2 separate regions of the Homo sapiens genome follow, and region 1 is linked to region 2. Evidence: read pairs that join two places in POLR2A ChIA-PET (ENCODE). Cell type or tissue: OCI-LY7. All regions are shown on one strand.

Region 1 (8,000 bases), 110 kb after region 2:
CCAAGGGGCTTAAAAGTTGGTCTTGGTATAAGAACATGCCACTTACTACAATCTGGAAATGGCCTGCCTATTAGATCAGCACTGTAGCATCTCAAAACAGGATTTGGACCAGTATGCTAGACTTTTCTTTTTCATTAGAGATGATGTAAATATTAACACAAACTTTTAAGACAAGTGTTGTAAAACAAGCATCTCCTTCTCTTTTGGCATTTCCTTTTTGTCCATCTTAGTGGAGTTGTCAGTGTACTTATCAGTTGGAAACATCCTAAAATTATTCTCATTGCAACAGTGCAACAATGGAAGCCTTAAATTTCTAGAGAATACATCCATAGAAGGGAGGTGTTAAATTATCTTGCAGAATTAAATGGTGCAGTGAATTGCACTGCTTTCTTGGTATGGAGAAAATGGTCCAAAAACCAATTTGGGCCAATATCAGGACTGACTTTTGATATGACAGACAAGGAAGAATTCGATCCTCTATTTTCAGAAGTGGATCAGAGATTTTAGCAAGAAACTTCTTTCCTGGAAAGCTTAGAACAAAGCCAATGGAATTAAAGAAGCACAAGGATCTAGCTGCTGAGAAATAGGAGGGAGAAAATGAACATTTATTAAGCATTTACTATAGGTCCAGCACTTTCATGTATCTTATCTCATACAGGGCTCATAGACGTTAAATAATTTTCCAAGATTACACAGCTAACAAGCGGCAGATATTTAAACCCAGGACAGACTCCAGACCCCCTGCTGTCTCCATTACACCATACCCAAAGAGGAGTCTTCCATTTTCCAGTCTAGTTCCTTGGACATAGTAGACAACTCCATGGAAGGGTGTTGAATTGAATTGAATTCCTAACTGGGGAAATAACAAAATGGTCTTTGCTGGTAAGGAATATCTGTAGGTTACCCAAGACAGACCCTCACTGAAAAGAAACTAAGTGGTTTCTGAGTTCACTGATAAATGTGACTAACCAGGAATCTAGTGAGGAATTTGGAACTATAGAAGGGAGAAAAAGGAGGTCTTGGAGGTTGAGTAAAGTTTGGGAAGATGAAACAGGAAAAGAAAAGTTTTCAGATAGGAACTAACTTCAAGGAGGTTCCAACCTAAGAATGAGAATATGATGTGTAGGGGCTGGTGAGGAAACCAGCCCAAGTGAAACAGAGGGTGTCTGTCCTTCCATTGGTTCCATGGCTATCCCCACCCACACTTCTGTTTTAATATTGGACACCCATAATTCAAAGAGACAAACTACAGATGTGAGGAGCTCACAAGAACAGTTACATATTAAGCTTTACAGAGAATTAAAGTAGTAATCAGCTGCCTTTGGACGTTGTCTGAATCACTGTCTTCTAAGTTGATTGTCCCTTTATCTAGTTCTGTTGCTTTCAGGTCCTAGTCAGAAGGTGGGCTTTGGAACCAGATTACTTGGTTTCAAACTCCTGTGTACCTCACTTTCTTCATTTGTAAAATCAGGATAATAATACACCTGCCTCAGAGGGCTGTTTGATGATTAAATGAAGTAACATAAAGCCCTTAAAACAGAACAATGCTTTTACATATCAGTAGTTGCTCAGTTAATGTTAGCTATTAGCTGGCTTTAACCTGAAGGCACAAGCTGACCACTTATAGCATTAATACCCTTCCTGCTTTTATCGTTCCCCTCCCTTCTTCACTTTCTCTGTCTTCCTCTTGGCTCTCATTTAATGGGAGTATTGAATAAGAGTTCCTTACTCTTCAACTCTGGATTCAAACTATTCTTGCACAACCTGAACTCCAGTTTAATAGTGTTTCCTCTATATGCTCAGAAATGTCTTTAGTTTACTGTTTGACCTCGGCACACCACCTGTTTTCTGCTTTTCAGGTTTCTCTTCTTCCCTCCTCTCCACAAAGAAATTTAAAATCTTCATTTCTGCTTTTCACTGTTTTCCAGAGGGTTCACTCCCTTTACACCTCATCCTTCTGTCCTGGATTCTCACTAGCTGTCTCAGAACTCTGCCGTCTGCTATTAAAAGCCAAGCTTTCTGCCAGCCCTTTTTGCATACCATACTCAGCAGGTCCCTTCTGTGTGCCTCTATCTTCTCTAAGTCACCATCTCATCTCATGAGCATGTACTGAAACACATAAACAGTTTTGCTACTGCTGCTGCTTTTTTTTTTTTTCCTTCTCCCAAGCAACTTGAACCTATGTCAAATCAAAAAAGATTTTGGAGGCCGAGCGCGGTGGCTCATACCTGTAATCCCAGCACTTTGGGAGACCCAGGCGGGCAGATCACCCTAAGGTCAGGAGTTTGAGAGCAGCGTGGCCAACATGGCAAAATCCTGTCTCTACTAAAAATATAAAAATTAGCTGGGTGTGGTGGCGCGTGCCTGTAATCCCAGCTACTCGGAAGGCTGAGGCAGGAGAATCACTTTAACGCAGGAGACAAAGGTTGCAGTGAGCCAAGATTGTGCCATTGTACTTCAGCCTGGGCAACAGAGCAAGACTCCATCTCAAAAAAAAAAAAAAAAAAGATTTTGGAAAAGAGTTATTTTTGACAAAGGCATTGGGAAATAAAGAGTAAATGATGGATGATGCTAGTAGTTACCATTTAAAGAATACCTACTAAGTGCCAAACACTAAGTTGTAAGTTTATAATCACATTGTAAGCATGTTTTCATTGAAACCAATATAACAATCCTAAGAGATAGATACCATTTTCATTATTTTACTGCTGAGGAAACTGAACCATGGAGAAGTTAGCTAACTTATCCAAGTTCACATACCTGGTACACAGTAGAAGCCAGATTTGAAGCCAGATATGTCTAATTATATCAAAACTTGACCTACCTCTGAAGGATACATAGCTAGAAGGATTTTTTAAAGACGTTATTATGCCTTTGTGTTCATGCTGATTACAAGAGAGAAGAGAGTAAATGATGGAATTCAGGACATGCTACCCCAAAATATGGCACGTTGGCATTGGATACAACAACAGAAGCAGGAAGGTCTCTCTGACCTTCTCCTCACCCTTCTTGCCTGAAGCAAGCTATAAAGAATTTTCTGACCTGCCTCTAAAGTAAGTCATAAAACCTTCATTGCAGAGGTACCCACCCCATAGCTGAAGGAAAAGAATGTCCTTATCTCTGAAGACAGAGGAACACAAAGAACAACAGGCCTTGTTAATTCCTCCCAGTTTATTACTGTTATTAGATTAGACCCAATTGTCCTCAAATCAATTTCTCCATGACTGTCTCCTCTTCATCATACACAGATTTCCTTCTTTTCTGAAGTCTTCATTTTCTTTCTTTCTTTCTTTCTTTCTCTTTCTTTCTTTCTTTCTTTCTTTCTTTCTTTCTTTCTTTCTTTCTTTCTTTCTCTCTCTCTCTCTCTCTCTTTCTTTTCTTTCTTTCTTTCTTTCTTTCTTTCTTTCTTTCTTTCTTTCTTTCTTTCTTTCTTTTTGGAGACAGGATCTCTCTCTCTGTCGCTCAGACTGGAGTGTAGTGGCATGATCATAGCTTACCGTAGCCTCGGACTCATGGGCTCAAGGGATCCTCTTGCCTCAGACACCTGAGTAGCAGGGACTACACGCGTGTACCACCATGCCCTGCTAAATTTTGTATTTTTTGGTAGAAGCAGGGTCTCACTGTGTTGCCCAGGCTGGTCTCAAACTCCTGGGTTCAAGCAATCCTCCCACCTACGCCTCCCAAAGTTCTGTGATTACAGGCCTGAGCCACAGAGACCGGCTGAGGTCTTCGTTTCTGAAGGCTCCCACATTACATAAAACTTACAGTAAATAAATGTGTATGTTTTTCTCTTGCTAGTCTCTGTTATAGGGTTCTCCCCCATTAACCTAGCAGTGGATGAAAAAAGAAAATCTCTTCTCCCCTAAGAATATTCCCATAAGAATATCCAATTATAAATAAGACTAACAATAAACTCCTTTTAAAATCTGAGTAGAAAAGGACCCCATGGTAGCAATGTATGTATGTTGGACTAATTTGTAACTATTCTCCTAAGTGTTGACCTTAATCTTTCTGGTAATGCATTTTAGGATTAGTATACTACAAATGTACTTTTTCTCCAAAATTATACGTCCTGGATACATTTCTTTATGTAGATATGACATACCTTTCTTGCTTCAAATATCAATAACATGTAGTGTAAGAAGCCTCCAAGAGTGTGGTCTTTTTAAAGCTGGAACTCACATCCTTTATTCTATCTAGTAAGCCATCTCTCAGGTCTCATTCTTGAGAAGAAAAAAAAAAGCTGACAAAATTTCTACATTTAAATTTATTTTTCCCTTAATGTTTCATATCAAAATGGAAGCCATGTTTTTCATCATTTCATTCAAGACATAAAACCTTGTGAAAAACCAAAGTAATGGAGGAAATGAGGAATTGTCGTTTAGTGGATATAGAGTTTTAGTTTTGCAAGATGAAAAAGTTCTGGAGAATGGTTGCACAACAGTGTGAAAGTATTTAGCACTCCTAAACTGTGCACTTCAAATGGTTAAGATGGTGAATTTTATGTTATGTGTATTTTGCTACAATTTTAAAACTTTCCTAATTAAAAAAGAAGTAATGGTGATTTTCTGGCAAAAAAAAAAAAAAAAGATACATTCAAAACATGCACTGAATATTATTTTGAAAATTTTTCTTAGTGAAAAGAGGCACCTTCCTCTTTCCCAGGTAAACATTTCAAGGTTTTGAAATGGAAAAGAACTACCCTTGAGGCTTTGGTTTAGCCTTTTGTTCTCTGCTTGGGAACCGGGCTTATTTGTTTGTTTATTTAACTGGTTGCTTTATTAGCATAATAAAGCATGACACTGTTCTTCCTTGATTTGAACTGCTTAGAAGTCTTTAAAAGAATCATTTGCATAATTTATTATTTTTAAATGTGTTCACATTCAGCATTTCCTTTAACAAAGATACACACCTATACCTTTTACAAAGACTGAATATTTAGGCAACTTAACAGCTACAAACTTAACTTTTTAATGAATTGAAGCACTTTTCATTCAATAGAGATACAAATTTGGAGACCATCTTTTAGAAATTGGATCCAGAAAAATACTCTGAACCAGGGACTGACTTAAATAATTTCCCAACATCAATTAAATGAGATTTTTCCTTTAAAAAAAAAGTTGTTTTGCTTTGTGAGGTTAAACTTTTTTTTATTTTATTTATTTATTTGTTTATTTATTTTGAGACGGAGTCTCGCTCTGTCACCCAGGCTGTAGTGCAGTGGCACAATCTCGGCTCGCTACAAGCTCTGCCTCCCGAGTTCACACTGTTCTCCTGCCTTAGCCTCCCGAGTAGCTGGGACTACAGGCACCTGCCACCACGCCTGGCTGATGTTTTGTATTTTTAGTAGAGATGGGGCTTCACCATGTTAGCCAGGATGGTCTTGATCTCTTGACCTCATGATCCACCCACCTCGGCCCCCCAAAGTGCTGGGATTACAGGCATGAGCCACCATGCCTGGCCGAGGTTAAACTTTTAAGCAAAACCCTACAGGAGAGTTATCTGGAACTCTTTACAAAATGAGTGTATTTCTTTGTGAGAAGAACAGTGTGTGGAGTGCAAGGGTGTGCATTTATTGGTTTACTTCCCCAAGCCCAGTATTTTTGTTTGTTTGTTTGGTTTTGGTTTGGGGGGGGGGGGGGTTAATTATAAAGCATTCTATTATTGTATTTAAATCTTTTCCTTTATTATTATTTTTAAATTGACATCTAATAATTTTATGTTTATAGGGTACAGTGATATTTTGATAAATGTGTATAATGTATAATACTCAAATCAGTAATTAGCATATCTGTCACCTCAGACATCATTTCTTTGTGTTGGGAACATTTAATATTCACTCTTCTAGCTATTGAAAAATACATAACAAATTGTTGTTAATTATAGTCACCTTATAGTGCTATGGAACATTAGAACTTGTTCCTCCCATCTACCTGTGCTTTTACTCGCTCAGCGGATTCTTCTCACCCACTGCACAGAAAAGCCAATACACTGAGACAGCAGCATTGCAGTAGAGAAAGGGTTTAATTATCTCAAGGCAGCTGATCAGAGGACGAGAGATATTTCTCAAATCTTCCTCCCCAAGAACTCAGAGGCTAGGGTCTTCCAGGATAATTTAGCAGGCTGAGGGCTAAGGAACGGGTACTGCTGATTGGTTGGGGTTGCGATCATAGAGGTGTCAAAAGCTATCTTCATACACTAAATCAGTTTCTAGGTGGGGGTCACAAGACCGGTTGAGTCAGTTCCTTGGTATGAGTAACAGGTCCGAGTGGAGTCAGTTGGTTGCCAGAATGCAAAAGTCTGAAAAATATCTTAAAGACCAATCTTAGGTTTTACAACAGTGATGTTATCTATAGGAGTAATTGGGGAAGTTACAAATTTTGTAACCTCCAGCTACATGACTCTTGATGAGTAAGCAATTTTAGAAAAGTAAGCTAGGGAACGGGCTGCGCACAGTGGCTCACGCCTGTAATCCCAACACTTTGGGAGGCTGAGGCAGGTGGATCATGAGGTCAGGAGATCGAGACCATCCTGGCCAACATGGTGAAACCCCATCTCTACTAAAAATACAAAAAAAAAAAAAAATTAGCTGGGTATGGTGGTGCGTGCCTGTAGTCCCAGCTACTTGGGAAGCTGAGGCAGGAGAATTGCTTGAACCAGGGAGGCAGAGGTTGTAGTAAGCCGAGATCATGCCATTGCACTCCAGCCTGGCAAAATAAGCTAGGGAACAATGGCTGGTTATCATTTAACTACACCTACATCTTAGCAGAATTCAGTCTTTTCCCATAATCCTAACCTTGTGGCCTTTCATTTGTCTTACAGAGATGGTTTCAGTCCCCCGTGGGGGTCAGCTTGCAGAGGGACTATTATCATTTTTGCTTCAAAGTTAAACTATAAGCTAAATTCCTCCCATAGTTAGCTTGGCCTATGCCCAGGAATGAGCAGGGGAGTGAGCTTGTGACGTTAGAAGCAAGATGGAGTCAGGTTAGATTTTTCTCACTTTTATAATTCTTGCAAAAGCAATTTTATATTCATTAACCCACCCCTGGCTTTCCCCTTCCCCCTACCCTTCCTGGCCTCTAGTAATCACTATTCTACTCTCTGTTTGTATGAGATCAACCTTTTAAGCTTCCATACATGAATGAGAAAGTATGGTATTTATCTCTCTGTGCCTGACTTTTTCACTTAACATATTGTCCTCCCAGCTCATCTGTGTTGCTAAAATGACAGAATTTCATTCTTTTTTTTTTTAATCACTAAATAGCATTGCATTGTATAGATATTTGCCACATTTATCCATTCGTCTGTTGATGGATACTTAGGTTAGTTCCATATCTTGGCAGTTGTAAATAGTGCTGCACTAAACATGGGAGTACAGTGATCTCTTTGATTACTGATTTCCTTTCCTTTGGATATATACCTAGTGGTATCATAGCTGGATTGTATGATAGTTCTATTTTAGTTTGCTGAAAACCCTCCATGCTGTTTTCTGTAATGGCTGTTCTAATTTACATTGCCACAAACACTGTGTAAGAGTTCCCTTTTCTCCACATCCTCTCCAGCATTTGTTATTTTTTGTTTTTTGGGGTTTTTAAATAATAGCGATTTTGATTGGTGTGTGATGGTATCTCATGGTTTGCATTTGCATGCAAATGATTAGTGATGCTCAGCATTTTTTCATGTACCTATTTCAAACTCAGCGTAATTTTGGTTGGGAGGCCGTTAGGCTAAGGCAGCTCCAATGCCCTGAGTTCCTACATAAACAAACTGAAACCCAACTCTTTGTAAACAGTCATATTCTAGGCCAATCAGAAACCACCAACTAACCCCCTACCTAGGGGCTTTCCAATACTCAAGTTTAACCGATCAGGAACTGCCTGGCCAACCTCTAACCAGGGACTTTCCACTGGAATGATCCAAAAAACATTACTGCCCCACTTTAACCAATAAGAGATTTTCTTTACCTTGCTTCTGCTTTCACCTTACAAAAGTCTTCTACC
Region 2 (8,000 bases):
TTTCAGATGGAGATACTGTGGGCACATGCCCTCTTCTTCCCAGCTGGCATCCTGGGAAGTGCTGACGGGCTCCGGAGCAAGTGAGGCCCTAGAGACTGTTTATGACACGTCAGTGTTCATTTGTGTCTCATCTCTTTGATCGCTAAGAAGATACCTGTTTTACTAAAGCTCAGCTGTTGTCAGTTTCTTTGGATTGATTGTCTTAAAGGGAAAGATAAATCAACTTTGTTTTTTTCCTGAAGATAGCTAATCAGGTCATTTAATTTTGGACCAATAAGTAAAAGAATAACTGAGTTTAATGAGTATTGCGTAAAATAAGTTCTTGGTGATTTGACCCTGGGTTGACTTGGCATGAATTTTCTTTCTTTTCAACTCCCTGCTGCCCACTTTGTGGTGTTGTATGAATAATGAGTCCACAGGCCCTGTAAACATGTTAGGTGAGGTGTTTGTTGTTTATTAGTAGTTGGGATTAAATAGAAGTTGCACACTGAAATTGAGTGAAGTGACTTTTCTGCAGTTAACTTGGATGTCATTGGTTTGAAGGAGTTTTTCTGTTGCAGCTGCTTGTCCTACTACTTTTAGCTGTGGGTGCATCCTTTCTGCGTCCTGCTAAAAATTATATTCTTGTTTTCACTTTTAAAACCTAAGACGGTTCCAGAGCTGTGTTTGGTTTTTGCTTTAAACTAATGCCCGAGCGCCCCTTTAGTTAGTCACCAATCACTGTTTAGGTAAGTTGATGATTCCTTTTTGCTACCCAAGATTTTTTTATTTAAAATTGAGCATTTTTAACTTGCTTTTTAGGTCAGAGGATCAATGTCCTCTGTGGTATTCCTCCTCCATCTAAGCTTCTTAAAGCAGTATTATAAATAGAGGCTTTCAACCTAAAAAGTACTGTGTATTTCATTGACTAGAACTGAACTGAACTGTAGGCTAATAAAAAGTACCAAATGAAAATATTATGGTATCTCATTGCACTCCATTGTAGATGTAATGTAGTGTGACCAGCAGTAGCTTTGATTCATTGTAAATCCCATCTGAATACTGACAACAGTTCAAAACATCAGGAGATAAACCTCAAAGGTCACATTTGTGTGAATGGTCATTGTGCATATAAGACATCATTTTATTATTTGAAAACTAGTAGTGTAGCTCTTAAGACAGGGCAGTGTCCTAACCTCTGACAGGGATAGAGGCGAGAGGAGAATCAGTGGGCTGCCAAACAGTCATGTGTTCATAGGTGAGGTTCTGTTTCTTCTTTAGCTGTTACTATTGTTATTATTATTATTATTATTATTTGCATGAATGGTAGCAGTTACTTCACAGGCAAATTTCCTATGAATCCCAGAGTATTGCAACAGATTAGCAGCAAATAAAGACCTGAGATAAAGAAAAAAAAAATGCTTTTATTCAGTTATATTAAAATTAGGACATTTCAATAAAAAACTAAAGCAGCTTATGTTGTTCTGCATGCATAAATTGAAAGAATACTTGAAAATTCTTCAAACTTGATGGTAGACATTATCTTACAGCTTTCTTAAAGGAAGTCAGTTTCTTGGCAGTAGGACAGAGGTTCCCAACATTACTTGGTTCTAGCACAATCACTAAATTTTTCGTGACTTTTAGACCAAAATAAATACTTAACAGTTCCTAACAGTTTGTTGTGTTCCAACAGTTTGTAATCATGTCAAAAAATAATAGACATATTAGTAATAATAAATTGAAAGAAAATATTTTAATTTCTTATTACTTACTCATCAAATGTGTGATTGTTGGGCATGGCACAGTTTTTTAAACCTTGGAATCAGATTGGCCACTGCCAACTTCATTTCTTGTTCCACGCTAATTTCTGTGCAGAACTGTGCTGTGCTTTTAGTCACAGTGCTGCGGTCTGAATGGTTATGTCCCCCCAAAATTCATGTGTTGAGATTCTGACCCCAAGGTGATCATATTAGGAGGTGTGGAGCCTTTGGGAGTGATTAGGTCTTGAAGGTGGAGTTCTTATGAATGGGATTCGTGTCCTTGTAGGAGAGACCCCAGAGAACTCATTTGCCCCTTCCACTGTGTGAGAAAAGCTGTGAGTAGATGCCATCTGTGAACCAGAAAGCGGACTGTCACCAGATACTGAATCTTACAGCACTTTGATTTTAGGCTTTCCAGCCTCTGGAACTGTGAGAAGTAATTTTTTGTTGTTTATAAGCTACCTAGTTTATGATATTTTGTTACAGCGGCTTGAATAGACTAAGATACACCGCAACCATCAAAAACTCAATTTCGAAGAGATGGAATATCATGAACAATAATTTTGCATGATGTCGTATTGAACTGTGAAATACCACAAGCTAGTAATTTGCACACTGTCTGACAGCACTGTGTTTCTCAAAATTTAAAATGCTCTGCAGTACCCCTGTGAGTTCCCTGGGGTGCTGCAGTGCACAATTTGGGAACTGTGGTAGTATTGTAGATAGTAAGATTATCTAATAATAAGTATTGATGACATCTTAGTTTAGGAATAATTATTAGTATGTCAGACTATAGGGGAAGTGAGTAAATCATATACTAGGTTGTTATCAGAATGATTATGAATTTCTTCACCCACCTGTGGAGAGACAGCATGGCCTATTTTTTTACTCTGACCCCAATAAGAAAAGTATTCTGTACCTTCCCCCTTCTCTCTCCCTTTTTGTCTCTTCGTTATCTCTCACTCTTGCTCTAACAGACACACACATAGTGAAATAAGTATTTAACAAAACAGTATTCTCATTATGTGCACTCTGACTTTTTTTTTTTTTTTTTTTAATGTCTCCTTAAGACCTACTGAACTGACGGAAACTAGTTAAGGTCACAGACTCGAGAGACTGACGACTTTAAAATGGCCTTCACCATTTCCTGTCTGTGTGACTGTAAGCAAGTTATGTAACCTCTCAGTTACTCAGTTTCCTCGTCTATAGAGTGGTAATTTGTAATAGTACCTAGTGCTGAGGGGATTTGTTTTCTTTTGTTTTGTTTTGTTTTGTTTTGTTTTGTTTTGAGACAGAGTCTCGTGCTGTCGCCCAGGCTGGAATGCAATGGTGCGATCTTGGCTCGCTGCAAGCTCTGCCTCCCGGGTTCACGCCATTCTCCTGCCTCAGACTCCTGAGTAGCTGGGACTACAGGCACCCGCCACCATGCCTGGCTAATTTTTTGTATTTTTAATAGAGAAGGGGTTTCACCGTGTTAGTGCTGAGGGGATTTTAAGGAAGTTAATACATGTAAAACACTTTAAACAGTTCTTTTTTATTTTATTTTATTTTATTTTATTTTATTTTGAGGAACAGTTTTGCTCTAATCTCCCAGACTGGAGTGCAATGGGACGATCTCGGCTCACTGCAACCTCTGCCTCTTCCTCAGCCTCCCAAGTAGCTGGGAATACAGGTGCGCGCCAACAGGCCCATCTAATTTTTTTGTATTTTTAGTAGAGATGGTGTTTTACCATGTTGGCCAGGCTCGTCTCGAACTCCTGACCTCAGGTGATCTGCCTGCCTTGGCCTCCCAAAGTGCTGGAATTACAGGCAGGAGCCACACCGCGCCTGGCCATTTAAACAGTTCTTGATCAGTAATTACTGCTTTATTACTAGAATCTCAATGAATAATCAGAGGCTAAAACATTTGGGAAATTAGGGAGATGCAGTAGTTCTGTGCTCTAAAGGGTACTGCATACAGTCAAAAGGCTTTTCTGAATTTCTGCTCTTGGGCAGATAGATTGTGTATCCCTTGCCAAAGATTTTCCGTATTTATCCTCTTGAATCTGGATCCAGTTGAGTAGTAAACGGGAGTCAAAATAAGGGAGATGAAAATACTATCGTCATTACTGACAAAGCTGATTAGAGAACATGACTTTATATTTGCAGCCAAGTAGCTTCACTAGTATATCACTCCTGCCACCAGCACAGCTGCATAACTGCAGGCTTCTTACTGCGTGGCAGAGAGTAGAACAGGATGGACCTTCTGCATAAGCAGCCAGGTCTGAAGAGGGGAGAGCAGAAGGGGCTGAACTGAGTGTGTTCACCTCTTTCTTCAAAATCTGCCAATGATATAACTCACAAGGGAGGGAGACAAGAAACATAGGCACAGAAATGTGAAGAATGAGAATATCACCTTAACAAAGGAAACATTTTATAAGGATACAGGAGGTCCATAATCAAGTTCATGTTTTGTAACTTTTAGTAGTTAGGTATCCTTTCTGGCACAAACTTTAAAAACAGATACACCAGGGTTTGAATTCTGCCTGTGTCACTTAATTGCACTGGCTTAGGCATCCTAGAATTTCTAAGAGCCGTAAAACAGACAAAACTACTTGGCAAGAAAAATTGACCACTGACTTCTCTCCCCTGTTCTGTTGATACAACATTAAATTTATCAATGTTTGTTTTTGTCAAACTTCAGTAGTGTTAGAGGTATGAGATCAGCCTTAGTTGATTAGAGGTATGAGATCAGCCTTAGTTGATTAGTAAAAAGGATTTTATATGCCTAAGATAGCAAGAGAGATATGCCTTTGATCTTTCTTATTTATAGGAAAATAATTTATTAACCTAATTTTTATTGTCACTTCTAACCTAAATACATAGTTGTCCTATTAATGGGGACCTTTTTTTCCCGTGAGCATCTGAAACAGTCTTTTTTTTCTATGTATGTGAAGTGGTAATAGTTTTTCTCGTGTATCAGGCAACTACCAACTTATTTTAGACCAGAAATTCTTGGAAATGGTACCGATCCAGTTGGCATAAAATGTGCAAGCACTATTCTATTGATTCCTCAAAAAGATGCAATTGCTTTACTCATAGAGTTATCAGTTATTTTTCTGGCTATTTCACTTGAAGTAGCCATGCTTTGTCTTTTTTTCTATGGAGATACGTGGCCAAAACTAAGTCTTTTCACCAGCTGGATGATAGGAAATTTGATAAAATTTGAGCAGTATAAAAACTTTCCCATTGACTTTATATGATTGAATTTCCACTATGTAAAATTAAACTAATTATTTCTTATGCTACCCAATATATAGTTTATTATTTGAAAACTATGTCCCCATTTTTCCTCAAGAACATGATTTTGTCTTTTGCATCTCAGTGCAGGGGTTGGACAGCATAATTTCTTCTCCTAGAAACACATTTTCTGCTGCTTGTAGCTACTATTTCTATTTTTTCATCAACAGCTACAGGAGTAAGTGGAGTTCCTGACATCTCTGTGTAATCAGTGGTATGATCACATACCCCATATTGACTTTTTCTTTTGAAGTTTATGCTGCTGTCTCTTCAGTACCTTGAGCTTGACCTCTAGCTTTAAGCAGTAAAGGTATCAAAGAAAATCAGTTGCCAGAGTCAGTCTGTTTGCTTGTGTCCTCCTAACCCACTGATGGCACCTCTGACTCCTTGACATTGTATTATTTGTTTCTCAGAGAAGTAAAGCAATTTTTTTTTTCCTCTGTCACCCAGGCTGGAATGCAGTGGCGGGATCTCGGCTCACTGCAACCACCTCCCGGGTTTGAGTGATTCTCATGCCTCAGTTTCCCGAGTAGTTGGGATTATAGGTGCCTGCCACCATGCCTGACTAATTTGTGTATTTTTAGTAGAGACGAGGTTTCACCATGTGGGTCAGGCTCGTCTCAAACTCCTGACCTCAAGTGATCTGCCCAGTTTGCCCTCCCAAAGTGCTGGTATCACAGGCGTGAACCACCACACCCGGCCAAAGCAGTTTTTTTTACATATAGACATTTAATATATTGACTTTGGTTGATTCTTACCTCACTTCCAAGATAATTGTTTCTGTTAAATTACATGTATTTTTAGGCTTGAGTCATCCACTATATTTATGAGTTGGTCATTTCTTTCATGAGTTGAGCTTGTTTTTAAAAGTTCTACTTTTAAAGTCCCCTTCTGTCTCTCCTGCAGCCACTTTCACTGTAACATTTATCATGTTATTCCTGGCAGCCAGTCTTCTTAACTCTCCATCATTACTTTTGGCAGGTTACAGCAGTATCACTTAGGGTTCTCTTAGTTCATTTTTAATGAACATCCAAAAGATGCTCCTATTGCAATAAAACCATAAGAAAAGATTAATAGAATAAGGGTTTATTCTATTAATAGGCAATTTGGGGCTGCTACAGTGGCTCCATGATACCAATGGTTCTGGGCTCTTTCTTTTCCGCTATCCTTAGTATATGGCCTTCTTCCTCCTGCTTGCAAAATGGTGGCATACAGAAGCCTTTCCTACATATTCCAGAATATGAAGAAAGACAAGGGGGAAAAGGGACGTGCCAACTGGTTAAACAACAATCACCATATCAAAGACCCACCCACTAGATTTCTTCTTCTTACTGGCCAGAACTTTGTAGCGTGCCCACCCTCTATACACAACAGGCTGCAAAGGAGGCTGGAATATCACGTTTTAGTTGGGCAGTGACTATCCAGTGCAAAATCCAGATTCCGTTAGTAAAGGATGTTGATGGAGTGGATGGATATTAAACAGAGATTCAACTTTCCTGTTCAGAAACGTGTTATAACTCCATATATTGCTTTAATTCTATCTATCCTAGATAGACTTACAAGGCTAGAATAAGACCTTTAGAGGCACTAACCAACCACCAAAAAGAGGCTAATCACCTCCCATATGTAAATCAAATTGTACAAAAAATTGAAAAAAATACATGTAAAGACCGAAAACATTTTGATTTATCCTATGACGTTTCAGTATTTTTCTGGAAGTATTAAATATTCTAAAATTTTTTTTTTTGCCCGGGTACGGTGGCTCATGCCTGTAATCCCAACACTTTGGAGGCCAAGCTGGGCGGATCCCCTGAGGTCGGGAGTTCGAGACCAGCCTGGCCAACATGGTGAAACCCTGTCTCTACTATAATACAAAAATCAGCCGGGCATGGTGGTAGGTGCCTATAATCCCAGCTACTCGGGAGGCTGAGGCAGGAGAATTGCTTGAACCTGGAAGGCGGAGTTTGCTGTGAGCCCAGATCACACCATTGCACTTCAGCCTGGGCAACAGAGTGAGACTCTGTCTAAAAACATAATAATAATAAATTAAATTAAATTAAAGTGTGTGGTAGTGATAATGGGCTGGAGGGTATGGTGAGTCTATGTTGCTGACATGCTAACCCACATCCTGTCTACTTCATCAGTATTTCCTATTGTATTAGAAAGATGAGAAGGTTCCTTAAATTTTTAACTCCATAGAGGTGATTCATTTACTATAAAGCCTTAAGAAAAATACTTACCCTATCTGGGCCTCTGTTTCTCCATCCATGAAATGAGAACATTGATCATAATAGAAAAGTAGGCAAAGAATATAATCAAGCAATTCACAAAACTATACACGCAGATGACTAATAAAATTATAAGAAAATATTAAGCCTCACTTATGACAAAAGAAGATTAAATTTAAATAAAAAGTTCCTTTCTAAAAATGTAACATAGTAGCAGAGATGTAATACCCAGTGGCAATAAGAATATAAAGAAACAAGTATTTGAGTGTAAAGATAGTCTGAAGTAGTAAACGAGGGCAACTAGGTGTATTTATCAAAGGTTTTAAAAAATGCGCAAAAACTTTTGACCCTGCAATTCTACTTTGAGGAACTTTCCTACCTGAATTTTTGACAAGCACACAATGATTGACCCTGGTAAATTGACATAAGGTATTTTTAACTCCAGCCAGTTTTTTTCTTTACTGTAGTAATTTGTGTGAAGCTTTCTAAGAAGTAAATATGTAATTTACTGTCAAAGCTTTTTTCTTTTAGAAAATCTAAGCCATGAACATTTAATATGTTTTCGTTTTACCTTATATTAGGAAGATAATGGCAATCTTTTAAAAATAAAAATTATTTCTTTGTTCATATCTTAATTTTTGTTTCAATCTGTCTGTCCATTTTGGTCTTGTCTATTTTACCTCTGGGCTCTATCTTTACTACAACCAGTCTTCCTAACTCTTCTCCCAACTTTCAGAAGTAGTTTTCTAACTAT

Evidence for each region. Peaks named below come from ENCODE experiments on the same cell type or tissue, not always from the same donor. Only the 100,000 strongest peaks of a DNase experiment are listed, where the experiment ranks them.
Region 1: POLR2A ChIA-PET joins it to region 2 with 5 read pairs; 5 of 35 experiments call an interaction of 5 or more read pairs at or near these places.

Annotation. Positions count from the first base shown.
Region 1 is chr12:1,415,292-1,423,291 of GRCh38, forward strand. The region is part of intron 17 of ERC1 (ELKS/RAB6-interacting/CAST family member 1); the gene reads left to right. Among named protein-coding and RNA genes, the nearest start is that of LINC00942, 81 kb to the right of the region's middle. RefSeq lists an enhancer at 7,906-7,955. In OCI-LY7, no CTCF peak of the experiment used is centred here; no DNase peak of the experiment used is centred here.
Region 2 is chr12:1,306,939-1,314,938 of GRCh38, forward strand. The region is part of intron 15 of ERC1 (ELKS/RAB6-interacting/CAST family member 1); the gene reads left to right. Among named protein-coding and RNA genes, the nearest start is that of LINC00942, 190 kb to the right of the region's middle. In OCI-LY7, a CTCF peak has its summit at 2,405; DNase peaks (open chromatin) are centred at 2,863 and 3,963; H3K4me3 peaks cover 1,497 bases; H3K27ac peaks cover 4,781 bases.